Linked DNA regions of Homo sapiens: region 2 is linked to region 1. The links are chromatin loops, found by intact Hi-C in ENCODE. Cell type or tissue: IMR-90. All regions are shown on one strand.

Region 1 (4,000 bases):
ACACTTGACATTTGTGGTGTTTGAGGTGTGTAAACAATCGTGGGACCAAAGACCAAAGGATGGAGATTTGAAGCTAGAAAAGCATTGCAAATTCAGAAAATTTCTTTCTACTTCAAGTTAATTCTTTAGTTTCTTTACTGAAAAGGCAACTTATACTGATTCTTTGAAACTTAGCTCCTTAATTTATCTTTAGTTTCACGTTTGACAGTCTTATTATCAACTAAGTATTACTCTCTTTTGAAACATACCTTTCTCAGTCTTGAGAATGGTAAAAGCAATAATTTAGATCCATTTTTATGAAAGAAAACATGAATTTATAAGTGTTTGGAAAGTTAGGTCTGTAGAGTGCATTTATTTACTCATATGGAATGAAGTGTTTCCATTCATTCTCTCAATATTTTTGAAAGCACATTATGTCCAGAGTGGGACTAGACTCTGTGGATTTAGGAAACAAATTCTTTTTATGGTACATATATAAATTAATAAAATTCAATAGATGAAATGAATACCCAAAATGTATATAGATACATATATTTTAATTAACCCTGTAACCACGACTGCTTCATATACTTAAATACTATTCACTCTGAGATTGCATAAATAAATCCTTTGTTTCCTCAAATCCAATTAACTTTTTCCCACCAATGTTGGAAGGTAATCACAGGTAGAGCACTGTAAATTGACACAATGTTAACATTTTATATACAGTGTAACTTTAGGATGGTAATACACATATAGATACCTTCTCTCCCACAGCTCCCCAAAGGAAGGAGAAAAGACAAAAGCCTTGGGGAAAAAACATTAAATGTTAAGTGGATCTTCTCAGTGTGGTACAATTACTATGGATGATTGTCTTAATCCTTTCTAAAATTTCTCTAATGTACTTTCATAATCAAATTCTAGCCCAGTTTAAGTGAGTTATATGTATTTGGGGGAAGATAAAGTGTTGCTGGTTTTGTGTTTCTGTTATCAAAGTAGTATAACAAAGTTAAAAAAACTGTTCATTAGTAGGGGTATGCATCAAAATTGTACCTTTTATATGAATTGATATAGATGATATATTATTACTTTACCCTGAACATTGTTGAACTGTAAGTTGATAACATTTTAAAAATTCAGCTGAAATGGATTTTGGCTGGGGAGATAGCTTATTGACAGTATGCAGGTGTCAGTTCTGGGAAGACTGTTACTGCAGGTCTGGATACTAGACCATCTACTGAGTTCAGTTGTCATTTTGTGTACATATAGCAGTATTCATGATCATACCAACTCCCACTGCTTTCTGAAGATGCTACAGGGAAATCTAAAGGAGACATTATTTGCCTGGCCTGACAAAAAATCCAATGAGATGGTCAAGAAGTCTGAAAGAGTCTTGAGGGAAAACCAGTGTGCCTACATCAATGGTAACATCTTATTCTTTTTCTAAGGGCAAGTGGGAAGAACCATGACCTTTTGTCTGAAATATTGGTTACTTACACTTTTTATGCAGTAGAACCTGGATCATGAGTCATGATTTAAAATACTTGGGAAATGACTTAAACATAGCAGGTTTTGTTTTTTAAGCCTTTGTATCTTGGTTGGAATCACTTATTGAAAACATATGCATGCAGATCAGTATCCACTGAAAAGTCATTTACTTGCCAAGACTTAAGACAGTTAAAATAAAATATGAATTTACTTCAGTGGAGTCTTTCAACAAAAGAGATCAAGTTGGAAACATTAGCCTTGTGTTAGAAAATAGAACAAAATGTTCTGTAACTAATTAAGAATGCTAGCTAGTCTCTGTTTTTCTAAAATACATATAGCATACCTAAAAAGTATCCTCGAGGGAAATTTTACAAAGCACGTTATTGGCCAGTGATTTATACATATCTTACCAAGAATTCCTTATCTTTTCTAAATGGGATATGGGATAGCCAAATACTTTTCAAGAGAGGCAGTGATTAATTTCCATATTCCTAAAAGGAACAGTAACTTTCCAAAAAGCTCATTAAAATGTATATGAGACAGATAGATAGTTTTTTATTCCCTTTTACGTAGGAGGTTGCCAACACATAGGAAGATTAAACAATTTGTCCAAGGTTACTCAGCTTTTAAGTGGCAACCAGAATTTGAACCTAAGCAATTTGATTGAAAAACCTATGTTCTTCATCAGCATGTACCCCACCTATATAAAGTATTATAGAGCTTTGGGGGATTTTTTTTTGGCAAAGCAAGTTTTTTTCTCCATAAATCTTACTGGCCTCGATATTTGGCCTATATACAAGTCACTTGCAAAGATCAAATTGTATGGGAAGTTGTCGCTCATTCACATAACACAAGGATGTTAGTTTCCTATGTGGCAGGAAGCTCTGATTCATTTACCCAAATAATGTGAGGGTTGCTATCTATAAGGCACACCAGATTTCCAAGAAAATTCTGTTGTCTGTACATTCACAGTAAAGCTTTCAGAATAATTTCAGAAGTAAAGCATTCACACACCTTTCAGAATAATTACTTTCAGCTGGAGTCAGAGTGCTTGTGAAAATAGATCAGATCTTTAAGAATAGGTAAGCTTTTTAAAGGTCTTCAATGCAAAAACCTATAGAATCTCAACAGATAAGGAAGTGGTATACATCAGGGATAAAGCTGTGGTGAGGCCTGGTATGAACTGGAGTATACAAGCCTCATATTAAGGTGACAGCAGTGGCCACCCAGCTCCAGTGAGATCAACCTGGTTTCTTTTTCCATAGAAGTTGGAAATTCTGGGTTTTATATGAAATTTTGCCAATTATTAAAATATTCGGTGGGATATGTTAATTATTTCTGTAGACTAATTACCCAAATAACTTAAAAGCCACAAATTTTCAACCTCTGATTCTTACAGATGCAGGAGTAGGGGTGGAGATGGATAGTGATCAGGGGGAAGGATGTTGCAAGTACAAGGAAGAGCACAAGTGAAGGTACAATTGTTGTAAAAAATGGAAACTATTCAAGCATTGGGGGAAGGAAAGAAAGAAGAATGGGTTTGGTCAGTGGATTAGCAGGAGAGTAAAGTGAGCTCAGGGTATGGGCCTGCAAGACCAGCTAAAAGTAAGGACTTTCTTTGGTCAGCAGAGTTATAATTGGGAATATCTTGATCGATTTGGTGGCAGCATGCAACATAGGGTGGAGGAGAAGGGAGGACTGGGGCAAGGAGACCAAGTTGCCTATTGTAATGAGCAAAAGGTCGACCGGGCCTGGACCTAACTCTGCTTCATAAATACCCCCAAGAAAAGTCCAGTATTACTGTGACAGAGGGTACACCATGACCATAAAGGAAAAAGAAGCAAAGATCAAAATATAATAATAATGCCTGGATTATTAATAGGAGCTTCTCTAAAGGATGGGTGTCTTGTTTTTGCAGGGTCTTTGCTTGCAGGATTGTCAGCATGCATTAGATGATGCGTGGACCTGCAGTGTTGAACATTTGTTCAAAACTGTGCTTTAGCCAGTATATTATGAACACAACAAGCTACAGGATCAAAGAATTTGCAGATCTGAGAATTAGGCACCAGTTTTAGAAATAAGGAAAATGAAAGATCCTAGAATGTGTGGCTTGTTCAAAGATAGCATCGCTAATTACCTAGAAGTAGAACTTAAGTCTTCTGGTTCTATGCTTCATTCTTCTTTATGATGTGCACTCATGGAGCTAGATCATAAAGAAGAAAGCACAAAGCCTCATGGGGTGCCTACATTAGTTATGCTAAATTCATTACTTGATTAATCCCTGAAACTTTCTTGTAACTGTGTAAGTTTATTAACATTTTTTAATTGAGTATTTCATCTCGTTTTTTTGTTTTGTTTGTTTTGTTTTGTTTTTGTGTGTGTGTGTGTTTAATCTTCTTGAAGATCTCTCTCCCAGGGCCTCTTGACTGCTTCAGCACAGATTCGTTGATCTCTAGGCCAGGGGTGAGCTGTGATCCTGAGATTCCTTACAATGTAAGGCTTACATTCTCTCAAGCTTTCCCTTTGCTGTTTC
Region 2 (4,000 bases), 68 kb after region 1:
CAAAAAAGAATAAAAAACAATGAAGCATGCCTACAGAATATATTATAGAAAATAATCTTAAAAGGGCAAATTTAAGAGTTATTGGTCTTAAAGAAGTGGTAGAGAAAGAGATCGGGATAGGAAGTTTAATGCAAAGGGATAATAACAAGAACTTTTCAAACACAGAAAAAGATATCAATATCCAAATACAAGAAGGTTGTAGAACACCAAGAAGTTTTCACCCAAAGAAGATAAATTCAAGGCATTTAATAATCCAGCTCCCAATGGTCAAGGACAAGGAAAGGATCCTAAAGGCAGCAAGAGTAAAGAAACAAATAACATACAATGGAGCTCCAATACATCTGGCAACAGACTTTCCAGTGGAAACCTTACAGGCCAGGAGAGAGGTGGCATTACATATTTAAAGCGTTGAAGGAAAAAAAAAAACTTTTACCCTAGAATAGTATAACTGGTGAAAATATTCTTCAAACATGAAGGAGAAATAAAGACTTTCCCAGATAAGCGAAAGCTGAGGGATTTCATCAATACCAGACCTGTCCTACAAGAAATGCTAAAGGAAGTACTTCAATCAGAAAGAAAAGGACATTAATGAGCAGTAAATAATCACCTGAAGATACAAAACTTACTGGTAAGTACATAGAAAAACACAGAGTATTGTAACACTGTAACTGTGGTGTGTAAACTACTCTTATCCTAAGTAGAAAGACTGAACAATGAACCAATAAAAATAATAACTACCACAACTTTTAAAGACATGGTCTGAACAAAAATTTATAAATAAATAGAAAAAAACAAAAAGTTAAAAAGTCAGGGGATGAAGTTAAGGTTAGAGTTTTTATTAGTTTTCTTTTTGCTTGTTTATTTATGCAAATAGTGTTAAGTTTTTATCAGGTTAAAATGATGAGTTATAAGATAGTATTTGCAGACCTCATGATAACCTCAAACAAACAAAAAACATACAATGGGTACACAAAAAATAAAAAGCAAGAAACTAAATCATATCACCAGAGAAAATTACCTTCACTAGAAGAATATAGGAAGGAAAGAAAGAAGGAAGAGGAGACCACAAAACAACCAGAAAACAGATAACAAAATGGCAGGAGTAAGTCCTTATCAATTATAACATTGAATGTAAAAAGACTAAACTCTCCAATCAAAATACATAGACTCATTGAGTGGATGAAAAAAACAAGACCCAGTGATCTGTTGCCTACAAGAAACACACTTCATCTGTAAAGACACACATAGACTGAATATAAAAGGATGGAAAAAATCTATGCCAGTGTGAATCAAAAAGGAGCAGGTGTCACTACACTTATGTGAGACAAAATAGATTTGAAGACAGAAAACTATTAAAAGAAACAAAGAAGTTCACTGTATAATAATAAAGGGGTCAATTCAGCAAGAGGATATAGCAATTTTAAATATATGTATGTGCCTAACACAGGAGCACACAGATATATAAAGCAAATATTATTAGAGCTACAGAGAGAGATAGGCTCCAATACAATAATAGCTGAGGACTTCAACACCCCTCATTCAGCATTGGACAGATCTTCCAGAGAGAAAATCAGCAAAGAAACATCAGACTTAATCTTCACTATAGACCAAATGGATCTAATAGATATTGACAGAACATTCCTCCAATGGCTGCAGAATACACATTCTTTTCCTCAGCACATGGATAATTCTCAAGGATAGACCATATATTAGGTCACAAAATAAAACATTCAAAAAAATTGAAATAATATCAGGCATTTTCTCTGACCACAATGGAGCAAAATTAGAAATCAATAACAAGAGGAATTTTGGAACCTATACAAATACATAGAAATTTAACAATGTGCTCCTGAATGACCAGTGGGTCAATGAAAGAATCAAGAAGGAAATTGAAAAATTTCTTGAAACAAGCAATGGAAACACACATACCAAAACCTATGGGATACAGCAAAAGCAATTCTGAGGGAATTTTATAGCTATAAGTGCCATAATGTCAAATAAACAATCTAAAATAAATATCTTAAAGAACTAGAAAAGCAAGAGCAAACTAAACCCCAAGTTACTGGAAGAAAAGAAATAATGAAAATCAGAGCAGAAATAAAGGAAATTGAAATGAAGAAAACAATACAAAACATCAATGAAACAAAAGTTTGTTATTTGAAAAGTTAAAAAAATTGACAAACCTTTCACCAGACAAAAAAAGAGAGAGAGAGAGATGATCCAATTAAATAAAATCAGGAATGAAAAAGGAGACATTACAAGTGATACTGCAGCAAGTCAAAGGATTACTAGTGGCTACTATGAGCAACTATATGCCAATAAATTGGAAAATCTAAAAGAAATGGACAAATTCCTAGATACATACAACATACTGAGATTAAAACAGGAAGAAATCCAAAACCTGAACATACCAATAACAAGAAATGAGATTGAAGCCATAATAAAAAGTCTCCCTGCAAATTAAAGCTCACAACCCGATGACTTCACCGCTGAATTCTACCAAACATTTAAATAAGAACTGTTACCAATCCTACTCAAACTATTCCAAGAAATAGAGGAGAGGTAATACTTCCAAACTCATTCTATGAGACCAGTATTACCCTGATACCAAAACCAAAAACACATTGAAACAAAATAAAACAAAAAACTACAGACTAATAGCTTTGATGAATATTGATGCCAAAAATCCTCAACAGAATACTACTAAACCAAATCCAACAATACATTAGAAAGATCATTCATCATGACCAAGTAGGATTTATCCTAGGCATGCAAGGATGATTCAACATAAAAAAATAAATCCACATAATACATCATATCAAAAGAATGAAGGATAAAAATGATCAATTGATCTTTTCAATTGATGCTGAAAAAGCATTTGATAAAATTCAACACTCCTTCATAATAAAACCCTCAAAAAATTGGGATAGAAGGAACATAATAAAAGCCATATATGACAGACCCACAGATATTAAATAGTATCATACTGTATGGGGAAAAACTGAAAGCCTTTCCTCTATGATTGGGAACATAACACAGATGCCCACTGTCACCACTGTTATTCATCATAGTACTGGAAGCCCTAGTTAGAGTAATCAGAGAAGATTGAAAAAAGGGCATGTGAATTGAAAAGGAAGAAGCCAAATTGTCCTTTTTTGCAGATGATATAATCTTGTATTTAAAAAAGCTAAACCTAAAGATTTCACAAGAAAGCTACTAGAACTGATAAACAAATTCAGTAAAGTTGCAGGATACAAAATCAACACACAAAAATCAGAGCATTTCTGTATGCCAAGAGTGAACAATGTAAAAAATAAAAACTAAAAAGTAATTCTATCAACAATAGCCACAGATAAAAGCAAATATCTAGGAATTAAGTTAACCAAAGAAGTGAAGGATCTCTATAATGAAAACAATAAAACACTCATGAAAGAAATTGAAGGGAACACCAAAAAATGGAAAGATATTTCATCATCATGGATTGGAAGAATCAATATTGTTACAATGTCCATGCTACCCAAAGCAATCTACAGATTCAGTGCAATCTCTATCAAAATGCCAATGACATTCTTTACAGAAATAGAAAGAACAATCCTAAAACTTATATGGAACTACTTTTGTGGACCTAGAATAACTAAAGCTATTCTTAGCAAAAAGAACAAAACTAGAAGAATCACATTACCTCGCTTCAAATTATACTACAGAGATATAGTAACCAAAACAGCATGGTACTGGTATAAAAATAGACACATAGCTCAAAGTTAAGAGAATAGAGGACCCAGAAACAAATCCACACACCTACAGTGAACTCATTTTTGAGAAAGTTGCCAAGAACATATGCTGGGGAAAAGACAGTCTCTTCAATAAATGGTGCTGGAAAACTGGATATCCATATGAAGAAGAATGAAACTAGACCCTATCTCTTGTCATATACTAAAATCAAATCAAATAAAAATGGATTAAAGACCTAAATCTAGGACTTCAAACTATGAAACTACTA

The links. A loop is a pair of places that touch in the nucleus more often than their neighbours do. Peaks named below come from ENCODE experiments on the same cell type or tissue, not always from the same donor. Only the 100,000 strongest peaks of a DNase experiment are listed, where the experiment ranks them.
Region 2: it touches region 1 in a loop (16-fold over the local background); 1 of 110 quality-filtered maps calls a loop at or near these places.

The regions. Positions count from the first base shown.
Region 1 is chr5:115,808,564-115,812,563 of GRCh38, reverse strand. It overlaps CDO1 (cysteine dioxygenase type 1), which reads left to right. Exons shown (of 5, transcript NM_001801.3): 3 at 1,249-1,403. Among named protein-coding and RNA genes, the nearest start is that of CDO1, 6.1 kb to the left of the region's middle. RefSeq lists a silencer at 2,238-2,532. In IMR-90, no CTCF peak of the experiment used is centred here; a DNase peak (open chromatin) is centred at 1,543.
Region 2 is chr5:115,740,645-115,744,644 of GRCh38, reverse strand. The region is part of intron 1 of LOC124901048 (a long non-coding RNA gene); the gene reads right to left. Among named protein-coding and RNA genes, the nearest start is that of CDO1, 74 kb to the left of the region's middle. In IMR-90, no CTCF peak of the experiment used is centred here; no DNase peak of the experiment used is centred here.